3 separate regions of the Homo sapiens genome follow, and all the other regions are linked to region 1. The links are chromatin loops, found by intact Hi-C in ENCODE. Cell type or tissue: heart right ventricle. All regions are shown on one strand. Region 1 overlaps REEP1 (receptor accessory protein 1). Region 2 has its middle 35 kb from the start of REEP1. Region 3 has its middle 31 kb from the start of REEP1.

Region 1 (2,500 bases):
CTCAAAATAAAAAGAGAAAACAACTGACAAGTTCACACTGTTCCCTTTCCCTAGATGTGTTTGAGCCAAGAAGGCCTTACTATAAATAGTATAATTTGGCAAAAACTTCAGCACCATATAGGGTCGCATGCCCCACTTCCCACCCCAACTGGTCCATTAAGAAATGCCTGAGTTGAGGCATCGTCAGAGACATCCTGGGGGAAGTGGATAACCACAGTAACTAACTAGCAGTCTCCAACATTTTAGTGTAGAGTAGTTTAACAGCTCTGTGGCCACTGGCAGCAGGTAGGGAAGGGCATGCTAGGCTGTTTCCCTGGGTTGATGGATTGGTTGGTTTGGGGAATGGTGGAATTCAAGGAATGGGAGAAGTTTGGAGAACAGGGTGCTGGCTAAAGGTGCCTGGCCAGGACCCAGGATGATAGCACCAGGTCCCTGGGCATGGAAGGGCAGATGTGGCACAGGGATGGGCTCCCAACTGGGGGTCAGGAATCCTGGTTCCAGGTTCAGCTCTGATCCCAACAGGCTGGGTAATCTTAGGCCATCACACCCGCTCCCTGGATCTGTCTCTTCATTCTTTCATTCAGAAAACATTCACCTAGTGCCTACCAGTATGGGTGTGTAACACTGTTCTATTGCTGGTGAGGCAGGAGTGAACACATGAAGAGAGCACCGTGTCGAGTTCTGGGGTGCCCTCCCCTCCACAGCTCAAGCATTGTTTATCCCCATGCCTGCAGTCGGACCCAGGTCCAGCCCTGGCCTCTGCTGGGCTGTTTCTACCGTGTGGACGCTTTGAGCATGAACTGGGCCCTCTACCCTCCACCCTGCATCCAGAGATAGTGTGAGGATGTTAGTAAACACTCAAACAACGGTGCGCAGAGCAAAGCTGTTATGGGGCCAGCAGAATAGTCATGGACAGTCACCCTTGCCATGGTACATTCCTGGAAATTGCAGCAGGAAGGAGAATGGTCAAAAGGGGATCGCTTTTTGCTGTATCCCTTTGTCACCAGCAGATGGGAATCCTGGGTCAGCAAGGCAGAGTGCTGACCGAGCTTTCCTCTGGATGGTGGAAAACAAAGAGTGGATAGGCTGGGGAGAAAAACAGGAAAACGGGTGTGTTTTCATCTTTGTGGCTGTGCAGATGAGCAATCAATGAAGCAAAGCTGGGATGTTAAGAACTGACTCTATTCTTGATAGAGCTCAAAAGATACCATTGTTCCCTACTGCCCAAAGAAAAACGTCCAAGCTGCTTATGTTGATATCAAGGGCCTCTGCCACCTAGCTGCAGGTGTCCCACCAGCTCCTTGGGCCCTCTGCTAATTCCTGTCTACTCATGCATTTCTGCCACTGTGCTCAGTCATCATTCTCTTGGCCTGCAGTGCTCTGCCCCCAACTCTGTCTGCCAAAATCCTATGCATTCTTCTAATGCATTGGACTAGAAGCCTTGGCACTACTGACATTTGGGGCCAGACAATTCTTTGTTGTGAGGGGCTGTCCTCAGCATTATCCCTGGGCTTTAACTATTAGATGACCCCACTCCAAGTGTGGCAACCAAAAACATCTCCAGACACCACCGAATGTCCTCTCAGAGCAAAACAGCCCCTGCTTGAGAACCACTGTTCTATGCCTAGATCCAGGGCTATTCTTTTTATAAAACCTTTTCCTGAGCTCCTTAGAACAAGGGTTATATGTGTGCCTTCTACACACTTGGTAATGTTCTATTAGCACTTAACTAGCCTTCTTCCAGCTTGCATTATGTGGTTATATCATACCTTCCTCATTAGGCTACAAGTTCCTTAAGAGCAAGGACAATACTGCGTTCATCTTATACAAGCCACAACACCATCTAGAGTAGCAATTAATATTGGCTACTATTTATTGGCTACTAATAAAGTAGTTATTGGCTACTAATAAACTATGGTTTAACTTCTTACTGTTAACATAAGCACAACTCATCTATGTTGATTGTAGAAAAATTTTAAAATATGTAAAAAATAAAACAAAAATCAAAATCATCCACAATCCAACACCCAGCAACAACAGTAGTTAAAATACTGGTAGACTGAATATGGCCCTCTAATACAAGTACACCAGTAAAATACCCTCCAATCTTCCTTCTGTGAGTGGAGAATCCAAGGAAAATATCTGCAGCAGAGGCAGCAGCCCAGGGCCAGACTGACATGGCCAGGGGGGACCATGAGAGCCATCTTGTCCACCCCAGCAGATGCTTGGATCTGCTTTAGAATGCTGTTCTGGACTGTTTGAACCTCTGCACATACAGGAACTTGCTATCATCCCACGCAGGCTGGTCCAGCTTGGGCCACCCTAAGGAGCTCTTTGTTTTACTGACTTAAAATTTGTTACCTGGGATTTCACTCCTTGGTCCAGTCCAAATTCTGCCTCTTTAGCCAAATCGGTCCACTCTCTCTATTTCCCATCGACAGGTCCTGCCCTCCTTCCTCTGCGCTGAGAACTGTGCCTCTCATCCACTAGGATGGGCCCC
Region 2 (2,500 bases), 74 kb after region 1:
CTCTGCTAGATATTTACCAATTCATTTGTATCCGATGTTCCTTCTGAAACAATCACTGGGATAAGATGAGATTCTCTTTTTCTGAGGTTTTCGCTTGCCAGAACAGCATTCCAGAATTCTGGTTTTGTTTTTCTTTTTTAAAAGAACTCAGTTATGGTAAAGATATGCATGCTGCATAATGATAAAATAATCTAACTTTCAAGTCAAAAAATAAAATATATTAATCTATATTATTTTAATAGCTTCTTATACAATAAAAAAGCATTGAATTTTCATAGGACACTTTTAATAAGTCACAGTGTGACCAACTCCTTCCTCTTTTCAAGAGTCTGATGGAAGTCCAGCAATTTAATAACAGATATCACTAAGGAAACATGAAAGAATAAGATGAATGGGATAGCTACCGGGAGGGTTGTTTAAACTATCAACCAATATGGCCCCCCTATACTCACACACACACATGGTCACACACACATGCACACTAGAAAGGACATGAAACTCCTCTCTGGCCTGTGGGGGCAGAAGACAGCTGGAGAGGAAGCAAGACCTCAAATTAATTGAAATTTCAATACCCACACGAGGCTACGGCTCCTGTTTGGACAGCATAAACAGAGGCAGAGTAAGTTTGGAGAGCTGAGAGCAGAGGAGCTCTGTTCGCTCTTTCTCTCCAGAACTCTGGTACCTCATAGGAGTGTCTCATGCCCTTTTGCAGTGGAAACTGTAGCGTGACAATGACTGAATGGGATGCCAGGGACACAGGGGTTCTGGGACAGTCTTACCTGTATTCCCACGGCTCTTAAGTGGCATGAGGGAGCTGTCACATTTTTCTGAGCCTCCCTTCCCCAAGAAAGATACAGTAGTTAGATTTTAAAAAAGGAGAGAAATGCTAATCTCCAGGATCCCTTTGCCTTGAGGGAATACTGGGTAGAAAGTGGTGTGAACTCTATGACTGCTATCATATGAGACCAGACCAAGACTGGAGGCCTGGCTATCATGGGTTCTGGGGCACTCCTCCCATATCCCTTCTCCAGGGCAGATGCACTCATCTCTCAGCTGCTGAGAATACTGGTTGCTGACCAGTATCCACTGGGAATTGCCCTGGCTGTGGGGAATTGGCCCCCGGGTGGGAGCAGTCCACACATAGTCAGTGACTGGCTGAGGTAGGGATACAAAAGCCAGCCTGTCCTGCTTCAATTTGGAGCAATCATAAGGCATTGTTCCAGCTCAAGAGCTCCCCCTGGGATCTAGGATCTGTCACCACATTACAGGACGGTTTCTATCTCTCCCCATTCCTGCCTTCCTTGTTCCCTTATTCCCATCTGCAAGACGCATAACTGCCAACACTTTCCAATAACCCCTCTGTAAGCCTTTTTCCATCTCAGAATGTGAATTCATTGTAATATAGTTGGTGCCGGGAGTGGTCCTAGGAAGCCAACTGCAAAAAGGGATTTTGGAAATGGGTCATTTGCTGGCTAGCTGGCAATGAGAACCCTAGACCTGGTGGCTGAGCATATGCATGGGACAAGAGCCCCAGAGTGTGCTGGACAGGTAACATTGTTCTGATCAGCACTAACACAGCTCCTTGGAGGACATTGCAGGGTCTCTGGCTTGCATTTTGAGAAGCCAGTGGAGGATTTTGAGTACAGAAGTGATTTAACCTCACTAATTTACAGGGAATATAGGGAGAAGAGAAACATGTTAAAAGACACCAAGGGGAAACAATCAGAAAAATCCAGGCTGGCAGAAATCCTACAGGATAAACAATGTTGTTTGATTATGTAAAAATATCTTGAAAGATGGAAGACACTATAAGCCAGGTTAGATGACATAAGTGTGTCTACGCATACAGCAGCTCAGGAATGTTACCCAAGAAACTGGTAATGGATGTGCTGGGACCAGATGTAGGCAGCTGTAATACAGAGTGAGGAGGAAAATTACCTTTTGAAGTATTTTCTTTTTTGCATGTTGTTTACTTCACCACCCTATCCAAATAATTCTATTTTGGTATCAAGTAATTGTATTATTTCTTTGGAAACAATACCAATAAATAAATATATCTTTTAAAAAAGGTAGCAATAGACTGGGAAAATCGACATTAATATTCCCAATATACAAATATTTTCTACAAGTCAATAAGAAGAAGATGAACAGCGAAACAGGAAAAAAGCTATTCATCAATCCATCTTTTTCGAATGGTTTTGATGAATCCCAAGCACGTGCCCAGCACTATTCTACATGCTGAGGATAGGGTGCTGAAGTAAACAAACAAAGACTCTGCAATCCAGAGGCTAACATTCAGTAATGGTGGGGTGTGCACGGAAGAAGAGCACATCTACAGGCAATTGACAGGAACAGAAATTCTAATGGTTATAAAGAAATAAAAAATTCTCGACCTCAAAAACAAATATATACAAAGTGAAACAGGAAGACATGATTTTAACCCATGGAGTGTCAAAGATTAAGTAGACCTAGAGCATCCATCCACAGTGAGAGTGGGGGA
Region 3 (2,500 bases), 69 kb after region 1:
GACAATCCTGAGAGGTGAATATTATTATTTTCTCACTTTACAGATAAGAAAACTGAGAGCCAGAACAGTTAGATAATTTGCACAAGGGCTCAGAGCTGGTTAGTGACAGAGCTGGGATGCAAACCCAGGCAGCCTGGCACCAGACTATTAAACTTTGCCTCACTCAGGTGATATATCCATTTGTGGTCCAATCTCAAGAGAGAGTCGGTAAGGGACAAAAGTCAAGAGGTCTGGGATATAATTTCAGGAGCAGAGGGAGGTTTGCTGGGCTGTGTGTGGGGCAGGCAGGCCTGGGTCCTTGGCCTTTGTAACTAGCTCTTAGGGGAGCTCTGGGGACAATGTCCTCCAAGACCCAGCCTGCTGGTCAATCCTGTCTCCTTGCTGAGTCCCCTTTGCCCTTGTCCAGGTGCCCTTTGCCTTGAGCTTCTGCAGTGCCCTGGCTTCCAAACAACCTACTCTGATAAGCTGCACAGTCTTTCAACTCCCAGGTTCAAAGCCCAGCTCTGCTACCTGCTGTCCTTGGATGAGTTTTTTATTTATCCTCCTTACACCTCATTCCTCACCTGTAAAACAGGGATGGTTTTCTTATATTTGCTTTGCTTTATTCCAAGGATGATATCAGACAGTGTCTGCAAAACAAATGGCACATAGTATTACTAAATTCACGTTGGTTCCTCCCCACCCCCAGTCTACTCTGCTCCCTCCTTATCTATCCCCACTTTCCTCTAATTGTGGAATCGCAATCGTGGCTCTTTTCTGCAAACATCCCTCCATCAGATGACAAAATACTCAACTCAAACAGAAGTCAATCGATCCAAACTTAATAGTAACTAATATAACAGTGCTATGCACCAGGCTGGAGGAAAGTGCTTTAAATGCATTTTCTCCTTAAATCTTCAAATGAATCGTGCAATTTCCTGTGGTTTCAGAGACCTCAGTGAGTAACTTGCCCAAGGTCACACAGGGATTTAGTGTCAGAGCAGGATTTGGATCCACCCACCAAACCCAAGCAGACGGCTCCTGTCCAGTGCCTGCACCCTGCCGTCTGTTCCTGTGAGAAGCCAGTCCGGGCCACCCAGTTTCTCTCCCCAGAGAGCCCCCTGTCCCAGAGAAGGACCCTGTTCTGCAACCCAGAGAAGGGGACTCCTTGGGGATTTGGCCTGGGGCGGGTGCGCCCTCTGGGGGAGCCAGCAGAGAACGCCTGGGAAAAAAAAAAAAAAAAAAAAAAAAAAAACGCGGTGGGTGGGAAGGAGGCGGGGCTTGAAAAACCAAATTGCTTTCAACAGGTACTTGGCCAATCGCGAGGTACCGCAGCTCAGTGAAATCCCTAAGTTAAACCCAAGTACCATCCAGACTGATTGAACACTTATCTCCTGTGAGGGTCTGGAATGAATTGGTAACAGATGGATGAGAATTTCAAAACCAGAGAGGTGCCCACAGGAGCCAGCATGGGGGACAGTCCCTAGTGCTGGTGAGCTGACATCTAGGCATCATTGTTCAGTCCTGGGCTCATCAGAGGCAGCCAGGCGAGGTGGAAACTGTTCATGTCCAACTCAGAGAGTGTCAGATGCAAGAGGAATAGGACAACTGGGAGCACTGGTGGTCAAAGGGATTTCTGCTTCGGGTGCAAAATTGGAATTAAAAAAAAAACAACTCTGGAGATTCTATGATTGAAATATCTGTCAAGAATCTGTGATTCTATTACAGGTGCTGCTCTAGGAAAAAATGCACTGTGGGGGTCCTGCTCACACCTGGGGTTAATCTAAGGATTACAGAAGTGCATTTGGAGGGAATATTGAAGCAGACGGAGTGGGCTAGCCTAGTGGGTCTGCGTGTGGCCCCTGAAGAGCGGCTTCAGTGTCACTTGGGACTTGGTAAAAACACAAACTTGAGGTTCCAACCCCAGGCCTACCGAGTTAGAAACTGTACAAGTAGGGCCCAGGAATCTGTTTTAATAAGCCCTCCCAGGGACTCTGATGCAAGCTAAAGTTTCAGAATCACTCTCTAGAGTTCATCTTAATCTGGTGGTTATTTTCCTCTGTATTTTCATCACACAGTACTGATATTTACTACTGTTAATATAACAATAGAGCATCCATCAATTCGGCATTTATTATGAACCAACACAAAAATGAAAAAGACGTAGTACCTTCTTAGTAGGAGCTCACAAAATGATGAGAAACTCAATTTTAACCCAGACAACTGTCATGCGCACCCCAGCCAAGGGATGAACACACTAAGGGTGCAGAGGAAGAAGGGATTCATTTCTACTGATAAGCTGGCAGAAAGAATCACTGAAACAATGATTCGTGATTTGGATTTTGAAGGACATGTATCATGTTCAGCAAGCAGAGAAAGAGAAATTGATTATTACTTAATAATAGTTCAACCGTCCTTAAACCAAGGGTTTGCTTTTAGACCAAACAGAGCAGAATAGTTGTTTTCCTTGATATCTTTATTTGTGGGGCAAGTCAGGCAGCATCATCTGCTGGTGGTTCTC

Evidence for each region. A loop is a pair of places that touch in the nucleus more often than their neighbours do. Peaks named below come from ENCODE experiments on the same cell type or tissue, not always from the same donor. Only the 100,000 strongest peaks of a DNase experiment are listed, where the experiment ranks them.
Region 2: it touches region 1 in a loop (2.4-fold over the local background); 43 of 110 quality-filtered maps call a loop at or near these places.
Region 3: it touches region 1 in a loop (11-fold over the local background); 44 of 110 quality-filtered maps call a loop at or near these places.

Annotation. Positions count from the first base shown.
Region 1 is chr2:86,297,839-86,300,338 of GRCh38, forward strand. The region is part of intron 1 of REEP1 (receptor accessory protein 1); the gene reads right to left. Among named protein-coding and RNA genes, the nearest start is that of REEP1, 39 kb to the right of the region's middle. In heart right ventricle, a CTCF peak has its summit at 1,012 (motif pointing right); a DNase peak (open chromatin) is centred at 973; H3K27ac peaks cover 1,532 bases.
Region 2 is chr2:86,371,838-86,374,337 of GRCh38, forward strand. No RefSeq gene overlaps it. Among named protein-coding and RNA genes, the nearest start is that of REEP1, 35 kb to the left of the region's middle. In heart right ventricle, CTCF peaks have their summits at 1,232 and 1,436; a DNase peak (open chromatin) is centred at 1,175.
Region 3 is chr2:86,367,293-86,369,792 of GRCh38, forward strand. No RefSeq gene overlaps it. Among named protein-coding and RNA genes, the nearest start is that of REEP1, 31 kb to the left of the region's middle. In heart right ventricle, a CTCF peak has its summit at 1,167 (motif pointing left); a DNase peak (open chromatin) is centred at 1,145.